Linked DNA regions of Mus musculus: region 1 is linked to region 2. The links are chromatin loops, found by intact Hi-C in ENCODE. Cell type or tissue: left cerebral cortex. All regions are shown on one strand.

Evidence for each region. A loop is a pair of places that touch in the nucleus more often than their neighbours do. Peaks named below come from ENCODE experiments on the same cell type or tissue, not always from the same donor. Only the 100,000 strongest peaks of a DNase experiment are listed, where the experiment ranks them.
Region 1: it touches region 2 in a loop (5-fold over the local background); 2 of 42 quality-filtered maps call a loop at or near these places.

The regions. Positions count from the first base shown.
Region 1 is chr1:56,895,837-56,903,836 of GRCm38, forward strand. Satb2 (special AT-rich sequence binding protein 2) reads right to left here. Exons shown (of 11, transcript NM_139146.2): 4 at 3,155-3,281; 5 at 2,110-2,233. Among named protein-coding and RNA genes, the nearest start is that of Gm51624, 14 kb to the left of the region's middle. In left cerebral cortex, a CTCF peak has its summit at 2,759 (motif pointing left); DNase peaks (open chromatin) are centred at 3,016, 4,542, 5,168 and 6,388; H3K27ac peaks cover 6,389 bases.
Region 2 is chr1:55,886,952-55,894,951 of GRCm38, forward strand. Gm32949 (a long non-coding RNA gene) reads left to right here and starts at 1,731. Exons shown (of 3, transcript XR_373419.4): 1 at 1,731-2,088. In left cerebral cortex, a CTCF peak has its summit at 3,973 (motif pointing right); DNase peaks (open chromatin) are centred at 591, 1,375, 1,878, 2,486 and 6 more places; H3K4me3 peaks cover 4,733 bases; H3K27ac peaks cover 7,110 bases.

The DNA.
Region 1 (8,000 bases), 1.0 Mb after region 2:
CAAAAAATGATGACTTCTAGTCCCTCATGAGTCAGTCAAAGGATTTAGAATTCCAGAAAAAGGAAGGAACCTAGAGGATTCTAAAAGCTAATAAGAGGCTGGCGTGTGGTACCCATCTGTAATGCCAACACTCAAGGGTTGACAGCAGGATGAGCACCTCATGTTCCAGGCAGCCAGGGATCTTGTCTGAAACAAAGGCAGAGTAACAGCAGAAAACAAGCAAAGGCTGACACCTCCACTCACTCATGGCATGATTTATTAAGAAAAATGCAGAAAGACGGAGGCCTGAGAGCCTCCCTTTCCTCCAAAACGAAAGATAAAATGATTGGATAAACTTCACCCATTCCTGTGGGCATAGTGGGATAGATCTGTGTGAAAAGCCATGTGATTCTCAGAGCTGGGGAGATGCAGATACATAATGTATCTGCTATGAGAGAGAATTTAAAAGTGGTGACTGGCAGCCACTGCACTCGTGGGAATATCCTGGGGGACAGGATTGTGGCTCCTAGCTTCTCTGTACTCTGCTAATGCAAGTGGCAGGCAGTGGGTGACCGTGTCTACTCTTTACTCACTTTCAGAACACACTAAACTCAAGATTATAATGATACTTTTAGAACAGTAAAGGTAAAGATTGTTTTAGAGGTATTATTTGTCACATAAAATTCATGCAGTGTCACTACTAGTGGCCTCTACTATCTTCTCATAGCCCCACTTGTGTGAGAAAGGAGGTTAGCACAACCTAATGAGAGAAAAGAATGAAGCATCACTCAGGGGTTCAAGACCCTGTGTAGGGTGACAGAAGTTGTAAAGAGATGGGTGGTGGTTATACAGCATCAAGAATGGATGCTATACTACTCACCCGCAGACTTTAAAGGGTTAAAAGACTAACCTTCTTTCAGATATTTTACCACAAAAACCCAGACTTCTATCAAGAATCCAGGAACAGTGGAAGGTGCATGGCTTTAGAGTTATATGTCCTCCCTTCCACTTCTGTCACTAAGGCTGGCTATGACTCAGCCCTCTTGACCCTCATAAGAGCCTATGCTGTGCTAAGAGTGAGCAAGCTCTGCTGAGGCAAATGATCAAAACTCTCAAGGACTGAAGTTTTGTAGTCAAAAGCCAGCCGAGAGTAAATGAGACACCAGATGCTGTATTTGTGACACATTCAGGCTGCTTTTGTAGATGTGGTTACTCACAAAAGCATCAGGGGACAAGAGTGGCTATTCCGATTTATGCATGCTTGGAGAGGTGAAATAAAAATAAATAAATACAGACACACAACAACCTATACTTCGCTAGCATCTGGCCAGACAGAACAGCTAAATCATGACTTCCCCTTAAACATGGTCTGCAATTGCTGCCTTTTTATGGACCTCTCCACATTTCTCTTCTGTCTTCAAGGTTTCTTTTTTAAATGATAGGCCATTGCAATGTTCAAGAAAACATATACTATCCACTGAAACCTTTATATAATAGCCAAGCTCCTGCAGGGAAACCGGTTATGACTTAGCTTTAGTACCTTCCCTGGAGTGCTTGTTTCTTATGTTCACAGTCTCTTTTAGTCTCTGAGCACACAAAAGTGAATTGTCATTGTTTCTAATGAAGCATTTTTGTGTGGTAACTTTATTTTAAAACAAAAAAAAAACTTCCACAAACATTATATATAATGTATATTATGTATATTATATATAATGTGTATATTATATACCATATATAAATATAGAAAAGATCAATCTCTAACTATGAAACAGCAAAGAATTACCTACATACCAAGATGTATGGTTAAGCATGGCCAATCCCTCCTGCCGGTGAAGAAAGGCAACCACTTGGAATGTGGACTTTGGAACTAGAGGTCTGGCACAAGGCCTCACCTGCCACTTAACCAGCAGAAGAAGTTTCAACATGAAACTTAAGTGACTCCCTCTATCACCATGACGTATCTACACAATGGGGAAGTTGGTGACTGTGCTTCAAAAATGTCTCATGCATTCTCACTGATTAAAAGCCATTAGAAAGCTTTTCTGGAAATGACAACTTTCATTCTCAGACCAGGGTTCCAGCAGTGCAGTGTATCTGCAGAGAGGACACAGAGAAGACGGAGGCACTGACCTGGGAGAGAGGGCATTCTTTGGCTAATGTGCTCTGGTTCATTTCTTTGAGCAGTTCCTTTAAGGCATTGCGGACGGTGGCGTGGTTCCATTGCTCCGCAGGCAAGTCTTCCAACTTTGAACAACTGCAAAACAGAGGGAGAGTGAGTGACATGAGGCCCTCGCCCATGGCCCTGGCTGCCCAGGACCACACAGCAAATGCTGTGTGGCTTCTGTGTCCTCTGTCAGTGTCTCATCTAGAAGCTTCCCAAGAAAGGGAAGGAGAGCAAGCTGCTGCTTCTGCAGTCTCCAGTGGACCCCAGAAGTGACACAGTACTGTGGTGATGGTCTTCCCTAGCCAAAACTCATTATGGGTATTCCACCAACATCAAGTGTGAAGGCTCACCTTCCCCAGAGAAAAGTAGACAGGACTCTTTATCAGTCACAGAAGAACTTTTGAGAAAGGCCCTGAAGAATTGCTAGCAAAGGGTGGGTTTGGTCAGTCCCTATTAAAGTAAAAATTCTCCAAAAGGAGATCATTGTTTAAAATCCTTACATTGAAGGACAACATTGCTTAAGACACAACTTGCAGACAGTTTACGATAAGAAGGCTACAGCAAATCCCTAGACATTGGGAGGTCCCCCTAGAGGCCATAGGCTTTCACTGACTGACCACCACAAAAAGAAAGACATCTCTAAACAAAACCGTCCCCTCAGCAGACAAACCAGAAGACAGCAGAGGGACCCAATGCTTCAGATGCTATGCCTTAAGCTCCTGAGAAAGCCAAGAGAAGACTCAGAGAGCCTTCGCCTGCCCTGGAGATTTTTAATGATTTATCAGGCAGCCCCTGAGTGAGCAGTTCACTGCCTCTGCAAACAGCGTAAAGCAGTTGGAATGTGGACTATAAAGATGCCTGGTGCCGCATCCCCAGCTCCACACCTCTCTCCCCCTCTCTTCCTTTTACCCACTGTCTAGAAATGAACGGAGCCAAGCTGATATCCACAGTGAATGGATGGTCCATGCAGCCCCTGAGAGAAAGCGGAGACAGCCTTTCAGAAATCCCCACCTTTGTAATTGGATCTTCAGCGTCACAACGTGATAGACATCTTGCAGCATGTCGGCCACAGTCGCATCAGGGGCGTCTGTCACATAACTGAGGGGGAGGGGGTTCCACCTCCCTAGCTTGATTATTCCTGCGCAGGGAAGAAAAGCACAGTAAACATGTATCTGCTATTTATTAAACCCTTCCAGTTGTTCAATGTCAAGAAGGTCATTCAATAGTCAACACTGAGCGCCCACTCTGAGCATTTACAACCCAGTGCAATGAGCTATTGCTTTCTGGCTGACAACTGGGTTAGTGAACTACACAAGAGAGATAAGGAATGAAAGGGATGGGATTTAATCATGGACAATTGGTTCTTTTATGTTTTCCTGTGTCTTAAATTACTTAGAAAACCATACTGATATTTCCTTTCCCCAAAGTCTTGTTTCATAGTCTAACTTAAAACTGATGCTAAATATACAGGGCCACTGATTTCCCAGACCACGACCCCCTCAAATAAGCAAGCTTCATATAAATATAAGACTTGATTTTGAATTGGATTGAAAAATTTTTAAAAAAGACTGCTGTGTGGGCTACACAGTCATATTGTGAATAGGGTACGATTCCTAGGGCACAGTACTTGGAGCCCCTGGAGCAGAGTTCCCTAGCTTTCTGGTTGCAGGTGTCACCTAAGGTGCTTTCAGCTGCCTCTCTGTTTATATTCCTGGGTTCTTTTCCTGGTGTCTGTGGTAAGCCTGGATGTGCTAGCTTAGGCTGCAAAGAATAGCAACTTTGGACGGACGTGAGCTCTACTTCAGGAAGATTCATGGGATACTCAGGCAGTTTGTGGTGAAAGCTAACTTATTCATTCCTTCTATGGGCCCCTCTGGTCCAGAGCGCAGGGTATGCAGAAATTTGATGAAGAAAAATAACAGAACTCATTTCACAAATGACACTGGGTAACAAAACTTTTATTACATGCTATGAAAAATCTGATGGTCCCCATGGGATGTCAGAAAATGTCACATATAAAAATGCTATGTTTTAGAAATAAAAGAAAAATAGCATTTTTATTTTTCCTTTTGACAATACAGGTGAGTCTAAGTACACTGTTCTCTCGGAATACATATATTTTTATCACTGATGAGAGAGAACACCTGTATACCCAAAGGTTCACAAAATGACTCCATAGCTGTGGGGCAAAATTCAGAGGGTTGTGCTGAACTCTCTGATGAGGGCATGTCCTGTCCCAAGTGAGATAAATGAACACGTACTGCCTGACATAATGCTTGAAAACAGGGAAGAAACAGAACAAAAATATTAAAATGATGCACTGTTTCAGTATTAAGACTTAACAATCTGCTGCCGAATATGCTACAGTATAAATAGTGCCTGGCCCCGGCTCCAGCTAAGCAGTGCGGCTCCCATTCAGGGTACCGTATGTCTCCAGTTCTGGCTCCTTAAGTCATCGTTCCCCTGCCAAGAAAAGCTGGGTTGGTTTTTCTTTTTTTTTTTTTTTTTTTTTTTTTTTGGTTTTTTTGTGAGGGATAGTTTCCCTAACATTCCCTCTCACGACAATGAAAAGTGCACAGGATGCGGCTCAGCTCAGAGTAGATGCGAAATGAGCATGCAGGACCCCTGGACAACCACCCTGGAGCAGGCTGAGCTGCTTCCTTCCCTCCTTTTATCTTTTCTGACATTTGCCACATGAAAAGGACACTGCAGAATATGTCCAACCTACTACCTTTCTAAGAAAATCATTGTGCAGCTTCCACTTCCTTTAGAAAAGCTATTGTCGTGATCACCCACAAGTTCAACACAGCTGGCTGTATCCTCCTGGCACAGGTTTTCTACCTTCTGATAAGAGACTAGGAGAAGTGGATGGCAGCGGCTGTGCTCTCTGATTGGCACAGAGGAGAACCCAGGAGTCATTTTGGATGCCCTGACCATGAAGGGAATCAGAAGACTAGGAAGCCTGAAAACTTTCAGGGCCAGTCCTCTGGGACATTCTTCCTGCCGTGAGTCTCTGTACTTTACCCCCTTTTATTTTTTAAGGCACATTATACAGTGTGGGCAGACACAACCAAATATAGTTGTGTGGTTTCATTTATATCAAATCCAAGAACAGCAAGATGGGAACCTATGGGAACAGAATTGAGACAAGCAGGCCAGAGAATTCACTGGGAAGGGCTTGCTTGCTCAGACTAGTGGCTGCACTAGTATAAAATTTGTCAAAACTCATCAAACCAACCTCCTAATATAAATATGTTTATCATATATAAATTACACATGTTGAGCATGGTGGCAAATGCCCATAATTTCAGTAAGTTCACAGACATCCTAGGCCATACAGTGAATCTAAGGCCAGCCTAAGCGATATGGTATGGGGGGTGGGGGGTGGGGGCTCAGTCAGGAGAGTGCCCGCCTTGCAGGCCTTACCACTCACAAAGGCTGGGCATGGTGGTGTGTGTCTATAACACTAGTGCCAGGGCACTGTGACAGGCAGAGGCCTCAGCGTGTGGCCCTTCATCTTAGCTGATCAGTGAGCTCCAGACTCAGTGAGAGATGCTGTCTCAGAAAACAAGGTGAGAGCCATGAAGGGAGACACTCAATGTCTAATGTGCACACATGCACACATACACACATGCACTCTTAACACTTGCACCTCTCTCTCTCTCTCTCTCTCTCTCTCTCTCTCTCTCACACACACACACACACACACACACACACACACGTGTTCACCCAATAAGTAAAAAATAAACCATAATTAAAGAGAGAGGTGTGTTGGAAGTATTAGATTGAAGACAGCTATCTCCATTTAGGTAAATTCACCACCTCAATGAGCCAGGAAGAGACTTGTTTAGGCTGTAACTAGACACGCAGGTGCCTCACAGCATTGAATACCTCCACCCAGAGCATCTGCCCCAAGCTGGTCTCTACAGCTTCAAGGAAACAGAGGGTACATGCTATTCTCTCTGGCCAGGGAGAAAGTACCTGCTTTTCCTTCTCTCTACTATCGAGAGGTCACAGTGTACACTCAACTGTCTACCTCCAGGGCAGAATGGCTAGAGGGGCTCTCTTCAATGTGCCGTCCCTTCAAGCAGGGCTGTCTGCCTAGTGCATTAATCCACTTTGGAAACAGTCTCCTTCCCTGATTACTTAGAATAGCAGTCAAATGTTAATTAAAGAAATCAAACTGGGAAGCCTGGTACCACAGTAAGTCTGAATGAGTGTGGGCTTCCAAAAGAACTGCCACAGATCATTCCTGGCTCCCCCATCTTCTGATCATGTGACTCTAGCAAGTTACTTAGTGTCTCTGTTCCTCAATCCGCTCGTCCATGAAATGGAATTAAAAACACAGAATTCGATTCAAGGAAACTGAGTATTTTACACGTAAAGCCCTTTGTACAAAGCTTTGTCCTAAAGATGGATGGAGATAAGCCTCCAGTTACTCTAGTGCAAGAAGGTAATTAGCAGCGAGTTGGGGGTGAGTTTGTGCAAACCATGATCTGGGGCCAGCTGTCTCCTTTCTCTACACCTCAGTTTTCCTGTCTACAGAGTGGGGATGATAACTATGCCCACTTTTGCATTAGTATGAGGCTTTTAATTAGTAGAGACTGCCAAATGACCAAGGCTCAACAAAAACCAGGAGCAGAACATCTTTGTAAGGTCTGAGTGAGCTCACAACAGCATCTTATTAGCAAAGCTATAGGAGATGATTTTCTCTTGGAAGAGTGCTGGATGAATAGAGGGAACTACCCTAGGGGAAGAAAAAAAAAAAAAAGCCACAACAATCCAAGCAGGAGTGGTTAATTACAAAGTTAGCAAACTCATCCCAGCCTTTGACAGTGAATTTTAAATTTGTCCTAGGCGCTCTAGGGATAGTTCCTGACTCACGGCATTAGGAGAACCTCAATAACTCTGGGGTAAGCGGCAGTATACTGATGTTATTTCTAAAGCCACAATCTAAGCTTTCTAACTCCAGCAAGTAAAAAGGGAACAAACATGACTGAGGTCAGATTTTTTTTCTTCTTTTGACACAGATAGGCATGCGCACATGTCCAGTAAAGCTTATGGTGGAGGATGATCCACTTTCTTGCTCTGAACAGACAGCACACTTTGTCTAGAACACTGATCCCCAAGAGTCACTTCTAGAATCATGAACATTCTTCAGATTTCACCCTGGGACTAGCTCAACTCTAAGCAACCTATCTGAAGTAATCTTTTCTCTGCACAGCTGCACGGAGAGAATCTGTACTTGGCTTGTGAGTCTTATCACAATATCCCTTTACACTGCTTTACGGGTACCAAGTCTTCTTATTGTCTGGGTTTATTTTTGGTTTTGCTTTTCCTGTTTCTTTGTCCATTTTTTGAGACAGGGTCTGACTATGATGTAGCTGAGGCTTGCTCAAACTCAGGATCCTCCTGCTTCAGCCTCATGAATTATAATGAGCTACCACATCCAATGTCTGGTTCTCTCAAGAACCATTCCTTCATCTGTGGGGAGTTTCTATTATATGTGCAAGTGAGCTAAAGGTTAGCAGAAAGTAGCTTGCTTTTTTTTTTCCTCTTTTTTTAATTAGGTATTTTCCTCGTTTACATTTAAAAGAAATTAGTGGATGACAACCATGACTAGGAACTGGGCTTCATTTTGTAAGGTTTGGACAACTGGACCCCTTCTACACTCAGCCCCGATGCTGTAAGTCTGAATTCTCTTGCCAATTCCCAAAAATGAGTCCCTGGAGCAGGGCTAATCTTGTCCTCAGTCATGTGTCAATCAGGGCACTAACATTTATTCTGATGGAAAGTACCAAATGAAACCAAGGAATCACCAGGTTATAAGACCAAAAGGCAGTTCTCTGGGGAAAAT
Region 2 (8,000 bases):
CGCTTTGTATAGACAGAGTAGTGGATCTTTGTCTGGAGGACTCAGGGTTAATTAGGGCTGAGACCTCTGGATGAAAGAGGACACAAAGATGTAACTGAAGGAAGTTGGAGTCACCTCATGGGTGAGGAAGAACCACAGGCTTGTAAATATTTAGCTGGTTTATTAGGTTTTTTATTTTTTTACTTTTTATTTTTATTTTTTTTTTTACTTTTTTAGGGCTGTCACAGACCAGGTTGCCTGAACAACAGAATGTGTTTTCTTGAAGTTCCACAGAGTGCAAGTCCAAGACTAGGTGTCAGCTGGATGGGATCGTCCCAGGCCTATTGTTAATTTGTAGATGTTCATCTTCTTCCTGTGTCTTCACCGGTCCTTCCATTTCATTGTCTAAACTTTGTCCTCTTATGAGAACACAGGCAGATTGTCTTAGAGTCTATAGGAAAGGCTTCTTTTGATTTACTCACCGCATCACGACAGACTCTATCTTTAATGGAGCTTTTGAGATGGTGAGGTTTAGACTACCAGAGTGTGAATTTTAGGGAGATGCAGTTTCACCCCTAACCCCTTAGCTCCTCCTTGGCCTGAGCTCCTTGTGGGGCTGGAGCTGCCCAGTTTGAGTGAGTGTGTTCATTAACCAGTCCCCGTGGCAGCAAGCGCCAAGTCAGCTCCTATCAGGTGTTGCGCTCTGCATTTGTTGACGGAGTGCATTTCTGCTTTGAAAGGCTCCACATTTCACTCTGCTTGGCTGGCCTGAAATCTTCCACTGCGTGACAGGCAGTAATTAAGTACTGAAAGAAAGGCATAAATACTTCCTTTTAAACATTGACATGACATCCATCTAGTGAAAGGCGTGGACAGAGGCAAGTACAGAGAGTTCAGGAAATGAGAAATTTCTTTGAAATAATTTCATTGAAAATTAACAAGTTGATTATTGCGAAAAAAGATTCCAATTTACACATAATGGCCAATCATCTAGCTTTCCTGGCCTTTGATGATGCCCGGCCTACCCAGTGTGATCTGCTGTTTTACCCCACCATGATGGTTATCAAGGGCTTCTTAGGTTAATTTGCCTTTCAGACTTCAAACCGCTTAAAGATAATACATTTAACTCAATTATAAGCATTCTTCTTATTCACCGTGTAGTTTCTTCTGGCCTGGCCGTTCTGCCTCCATACTTCTCCTTCTTTGCCCAGCCCTCATTTGAGGGGACATTAGCTGAGTTTCTATAATTAGATCGCTCGCACAGGATCTTCATATTGGTACGGAGAACAGGGCAGTTACAAACCCAATCTTCAGGAGTGGCTTGCCTATTTTCAGGGAGAGTCTCTGGCCACATTGAGACAAGTGCTCAGAGGTGGGGCCTGACGACACGACCTTGCTGGAGTGCTAGAAAGCAGACTTTGGGCTGGCCTGTCTAGACTTAAAGGGCCCAGTCTGCAGGCACAGGAGGAGAGAAGAGTCCTCAGCTTGGTGGCTACTTTAAAACTCTTTCCTCCCTTGATGCACGTTTCTGTTTCTCCAGTTATTGGATTGCTGGTTGATTTTGAAATCTCTAGTTCTTTAATCAGTAATGGGGAGGGGGGGACCCAAAAAAACAAACCCCAGAAAGCCCATCAGGCACTAAGTTGCCTTTGGATCTCGCAGAAGCACCCACCCTCCTGCTTCAGTCCCTCTCCCTTCTCACCTTCCAGACCTTTCCTTTCTCTGTCCTCTGGATGTCCCCTTCCCAGGCTACTGTGATAAAGTTCTTCATACTTTTCTCACAAGACTTTTTTTTTTCCTAATCCCTTCTGTTGGCAGGGAATTGACTCATGAATAAATGGATAATAATAACGGCTGACATTTTTGGAGCGCTGACTACTTGGCAGGCAGTAAGCCGGGGATTTGCTCGCATTATCTCGCTTGATCCTCTCAACAGCTTTGTGCTGCAGCCCACTTCACAAAGGAAGAGCTGACACTGGGAGAGTGAAGTGGCCTGTCCTCGGCCACAGAATTCGGAAACAGACGTGGCCCCCCTCTCAAGCACAGGGGAAGGGAAATGGCCTTGGTGTGGAAATCGCAGGACCCCGAGACACACAGAATTGGTAGCAGGTCAAAAAGTTAATGTTGCTTGCTTTCGTTTAAAGGAATGTCAAGTGGCTATTGCAGGGCTAATTTCCCCTGGGCAACCAACGGGCTCAAGCTGCCCACTCTGCCCCTGGGGGCAGTTTTTAGTCTGCTGCACTGGATTACAGCCTCTGTTATACATTGGGGTGGTCCCTGAGCGTGTGCGCATGTGTGTGTGTGTGTGCTCGTGTGTGTCTATACACGTTAGTGCAGGTGCCAGTGGAGGCCAGAAGCTTCAGATCTCCCTGAAACTGTAGGTGCATTCGGCTGTAAGCTGTCTGACATGGTTGCTGAGAAATGAACTTAGACCCTTCTGCAAGAGCAGTATAAGCACGTAAGCCACGCCATCTTTCCCGTCCCTGGCCTAAAGACTTATAAACGTTCCCAAGGGGTGCCAGGGGGCCAAGTGTGGGAAGCACTGTCTGAGATGTGGAGTGGGGTTAAGACACTGTGGTGGTGAAGCAGGGAACAGAGACGCATGCATGGGCTCTTCTGCAACAGAGGTGTGCACGGCACAGAACCTGTTCTGGCTCAGTTGTTGGTGAAGCCAGGTTGGTTGAGCCCTGCTCTGCTTTCTGCATTGGTCTGGCAGGCACACTGCTCTCATTCACTGCCTTAGGAAACAAGTGCTATTTTGGCTCCTTCCTTCCCAGGGTAAGGTTAAAAAAAAGTTGAAGGTTTGGGCCCAGGCTTTCCAGCCTCACCTGGGCCTTGCTCCCTGCTCCCCTTGTTGAGGTTTCCTCTTTTGGGATCAGTGTCTGTCCACCTTGTTTTCTCTTTTCAATTTTTCTCATTTACCACACCTTATTTGTCACTCATATGTCTCCCTGATTAAAATTTTACAAGCCCAATTAAAAACAAAAACAAAAAATATAAATAAAACAAAAAACCATAACTTTTTCTTTCCTTAATCTTTTTTTTAAAATTTTATTTTAGAAAACCAAATACTTGAATGTCTTTTGTGTATTCTTTTAATCGGGAATTTACAAGTTCTTCCTTTATGGACTCCCATTCCCTCCACTACCCTGTTTCGTGTGCCTTTGTTAGGACTAGCTCACCTAATTATTTCTCCTTCTGTATCCTGATCCCCCAGCCTGGGCACAGCACTGCCAGTCTTCCCTTTCTGGTGGATCGCAAAACACTGCAAAGATCTGTAACTCCCCTGTGTGTTTCCATTACTCCATTTGGTGTTTAACTGTACTGAACATATTGAAAGGTTGAAAGAGACAGTACTATTTTGGTTATTTATCTGTTGCCGAATGCACATGAAAAGATGGAGCCTCCTTTCCAACGCTCAGCAACAGCAGCTAGGGCTTCACGGCTTCAGAGCAGTTACAGGATCGACATTTTGTTACCTTTTACTTGTTTGCATAATGTTAAAAACAAAAAACAAAAACCAAAACCCAAAAAACCCGATAACGGTGGTTTCAGTGAAGAGACATTAAGAGGTAAGAGAAAGAAACCCGAGGATAGGAATGAGTTGCAGGGTCAGAGTAGGAAACAAATTCAGGTGTTACCAGTAGAAGTGAAGGGGCCAAAACCCACAAGAAGCAGAGACCTGCACCAAAACGTGTGTACGGAGAAACAGTTCTTTGGGAAGGGGAAACACTCCAAAAAGATAAGAATGCAATAGCGGCAAAGAGAAACTCGGAGACCGAACAAGAAGCTTTCCACGTAACACAGCTGAATATTCAGAGGGACAGAAACCTCAGAGCTGAGCTGTCGGTTCAAAAAAGCTCAGCATCACACTTACAAATAAATACTTACCTGTTTGAAAAACCTGACTGCAGCTGATTCATTCTCCAAATCAGGAAAGCTCTGCAGTTTCAGGTGGAACACAGCAACTACTGAATTCATGGTACCAGAAGATGGCACCATAGTCAACGTTTGCTGGGAAATGGGCTAAAGGCTTGTGTTTCTAGCCACGACTGTAAGGCTCAGCCCAACAGAATGGACCAGAATGGACTTACACGACGGTGTAGACTTTTGTGTTAAGGCTATCATGTAAATGACAACAAAATATTCCAAACCAGTTTGGAAATCCCGGGACGCGGCACAGGGCAGGTGCTTTGGCTTGGTACACCCTCTCTTTACCTAGAGGCTGTGCGGTTTACTCGCTGTGCAATATCAGCATTTGCGAGATTTTTAGTTCATTTCTTCCCTCACATTGGCAAAATATGTTTCCAGCTGATGGGGGCAAATGGCAGACTAATTGCATGACATTTCTAAGTTTGTATTGTTGGAAATCTATAGATATAATTGTGCTGCTCTTATCTGAGGAGGTTAAAGATCTCCTGTCTGCTGGGAGCCCCACCACGATCCCCAGCTGTGGTAGGATCTATTTATCACTGTCGAGATTGAGACGCAAAGCTGGATTTTTATCTCATTCGGAGTAACTCTGAAGCAAACCACGCTTCCCTGTTGAGATTCTTGTATAGAAATACATCTCTCAATTCGTTCTTTCCAGCTTAGACACATTGAACTGAGCAAGTGAAATCTGAGGAATAATTTCTGGACCTAAAAGAGAAATAATGGAGAAAATGTGACACAAACCCTTTCTTTTCTTTTGGCTATGTTCATGTTCTGGGTGCCAGGAGAAAATAGGGGTGAGGTCAGGGTCAGAAAAAAAGAAGAGCACAAAAGACATCATGTTTTTGGTTAATTTAACTTCATATTGAATACTATATTAAGTCAAATTCCCCATTCAGTACAATTCTAAAGATAGATTCTTTTAAAAAATTCACAAACAATATATTTGAAAACAACTTTTAAAAATTACCTAGTAATTAAAGAATATGGATACATCTTTTCAAGGCTTTGGACAAAATTATCAAAAATTGCATTTGGTATCTTTCGAAACAAGTCCAGGTAAGCGTCCCGAATTTCTTGACACAGGCAGGTTCCTTTCATCGAGTCCATTCATGACTCAGGCTTCCCCCAAGGAAAGCCTTGGTACTGTGGGTTAATCATTATTTCAGCAGTGTTTCCTATGCATCTTTCCCATCCCAATGCTGCGGCTCCTGATTCAGCTCTCCCGGGTTCTGTGACAACAGATGCATCGTGAGGCTGCTGCCTACCCGCTGCCCACAAAATGTCCTCTTTATAAACTACTATATTATTTATGAATCAGAAAAGTTTCAAAGAAGGGCCCCATCCGACGACTGCTCACTGATGAATTTACAGCAGAGACTTTTACTCTCATTTTATGAGCTTCTTGGAGAGAAGGGTTAGTGTCTCAGAGTCTGGATCTGTCCCCTGGTTAATATATCTATTTCTCAGCACCATGTACTCACAAGACCTTGTCATACAGACTGCAGTGACCACCCTCAAGAAACAGGTAATAGTGTATACGTGGCACTTGAGAAAAAACAGTAGATTGATAAAAAAAAAAAAAAGAGGGTTTATAAACATTGTGTTCCTGTGCCAGATATTACAAGATCAAATGTGCTTCACTTCACTTTAACTTACTTTCATTAATCTTCTTGGAAAAAAGAAATTTTCTTCTTCTTCTTCTTCTTCTTCTTCTTCTTCTTCTTCTTCTTCTTCTTCTTCTTCTTCTTCTTCAACAACCCAGTAAGTAAAAGGCATGAATGGGAATCTCTTGCAATTGAATTTGACACTTAGGATTGTTGGTTTGAAAGTCAGGTAGGAATAACTGTGGGAAAAAGAATGGCATGCAACTCTACATATTTAAATGTGTTTGATCCCTCTTCTTCGTTCCTCAGATTATTTCCATATTCTAAATAGAAGCAGCTTTCTGGATGTGTGCAGTAGACACAAAGGTAGCTCGCACTGCTGGGCTTTAAGTAGATGTACGAAAAGACAAGACTAAAATCAAACAAAGCAAAAGTTCGCACTAAAACAAGTCTTAAAAAAGGAGCCTTGTTGCGCCTCTTCTGCCACAGAGCCACATGCACTGTGATGGCTGTACCACCATCAAGGGCTCTGACAAGAAACACAGAAAGTGTCATCCACCACAGGTGTTGGGGAGGGGGCTGAAAATGAGTGTGTGTGTGTGTGTGTGTGTGTAGGGAGGGGGAGAGGGAGAGGGAGAGGGAGAGGGAGAGGGAGAGGGAGAGGGAGAGGGAGAGGGAGAGGGAGAGGGAGAGGGACTGGTGGGGGGGGGGAGTGGTGCTTTCGCAATCCTGCCATCAGAAATGTAACATTGCTTGTGAACTAGGTAAACCCTGCACTGTCCCATCCCTAGCTGTGGTCCTCTGTGGTGTCCCTAATACCTCCATGGGAACTGTGAATGCCCCGGCTGCAGTCACTCTGGAGCAGAACCCAGGAAGGCACACTGGTGATACTTGCTTCTTGCTTCTCTTGCTTTGGCATTTTATACAAACAACAACTCCTAGAATGAGAGTTTCTTCCTTGTGGAATAGAAGCATCTAGAAAACATAATTCCAAGAATCTTAGCCCATTAACAAATGAATAGAACTGACCAAATCACGTGGGTAACAGGAAAGAACTGGAAACTTAGGGAGGGCTGTGTTCACTCAAACCCTGGGTTTGTTTTTTTTTTTTCCCCCTGTGGGAGTTTTCCCTGCTTAAGCTGTGTGCTAGTGTCCCTTCCTAGTGATTTCTCCCTGTACGGTGTAGCTGCTGGAATGCACACTTATTGTATATGTCTGTTTCCTAGCCCCAGTGCTGTAGCCTTGGACTAAAATGGGTTGTAATCATTAAGAAATTAACACGTTGGGTAAAGATGTGTTTAAAAGAATTCTAAACAAAGCTAAAGCAGGGCCATTCTTTACCAGAAGTTTTCTCCTTTTTTCCCCCCCTAAAAGTAAATGTTTCAAAATGGAAGCTTTTTAATATACTTGTTGTTAAATTACTATCTTTCCTCCTAAATTGTTGTATGCCTTAAAATGTCCTGAAAAATCATGTATGCTCCTTAAAGATAGAGCAAATATTTACAACTCAGCTTTGGTTCTGACTTGGGGACAATTTAAATACATAGATAGTTTTATAGTATTTATACATTAATATGGCTTTCACATTGGACCTAATTTTATGTAAATGTTATTCAGATTTCAGTCGGGAGTTTTCGAGGAGAGGTTAAAGGGTGTTTCTCCACTCAAATTAAGCAGTGACAAATATTATGACTTTTAAAATTGTTCTAAATGGCTGTGTTTGTTTACTAGGCTTGTGTTTATACGAAACATTTTAACTCTTTAAATGAAACCTAATTTCGTGATGAAAGCTGCAGTCAGAAAGTAGACCTGGGAATCTCATAAATTCAATATTGTGTTCTTTGTAAACCCCCTTTCGTGAGTTTTGTTTAATGAAATAAATAGATTATTACATTTAGAAAAATTAAGGAGAATGAAAATTAATCCAAAGGTTTAGATTATGTCCCCAAATGTCTTACCTTATAAAAATTATCCTGAAGATTTGTGCTGCAAATGTGTTTTTTAGAGAAGTAGTTTTAATGTTTAAGGAGAACATACATTTTCTTAAAATATACATTACAAATAGAGGTAAACAGGCAAAGACTATCTTCGTGTTCAGAAATTACTTCGGAAAATGTTGTTTTGAGGTGAGACAGGGAGAGATCAGTAGTGTCCTGGAAAGCCAAGCCGCTCTTCTGCTATCTGCTATCTTTATGCCTGTGGTCAGGGAAGCGAAGGAGCAAGGCAGGCTCTGGCTGAAACCCTTGCTAAAAATTCAGAACTGCACTTCAGAATCAAGTATTAATAGAATAAACTTAATTTGGTTTCCCACAAGAGCAGCTGCATTTCTATTTAATTATGGGTTTTCAACAGTAGTAATTTTTCCTTGACCTACCCAATCGCAAAAGTCAGGAAATTGCTTCTTTTTAAAAGCTGACAATGGCCCGGTGTGTTTCCAAAGGGGGGAAAAAGACAAATTACAGAAAACCATTAGTTTAAACA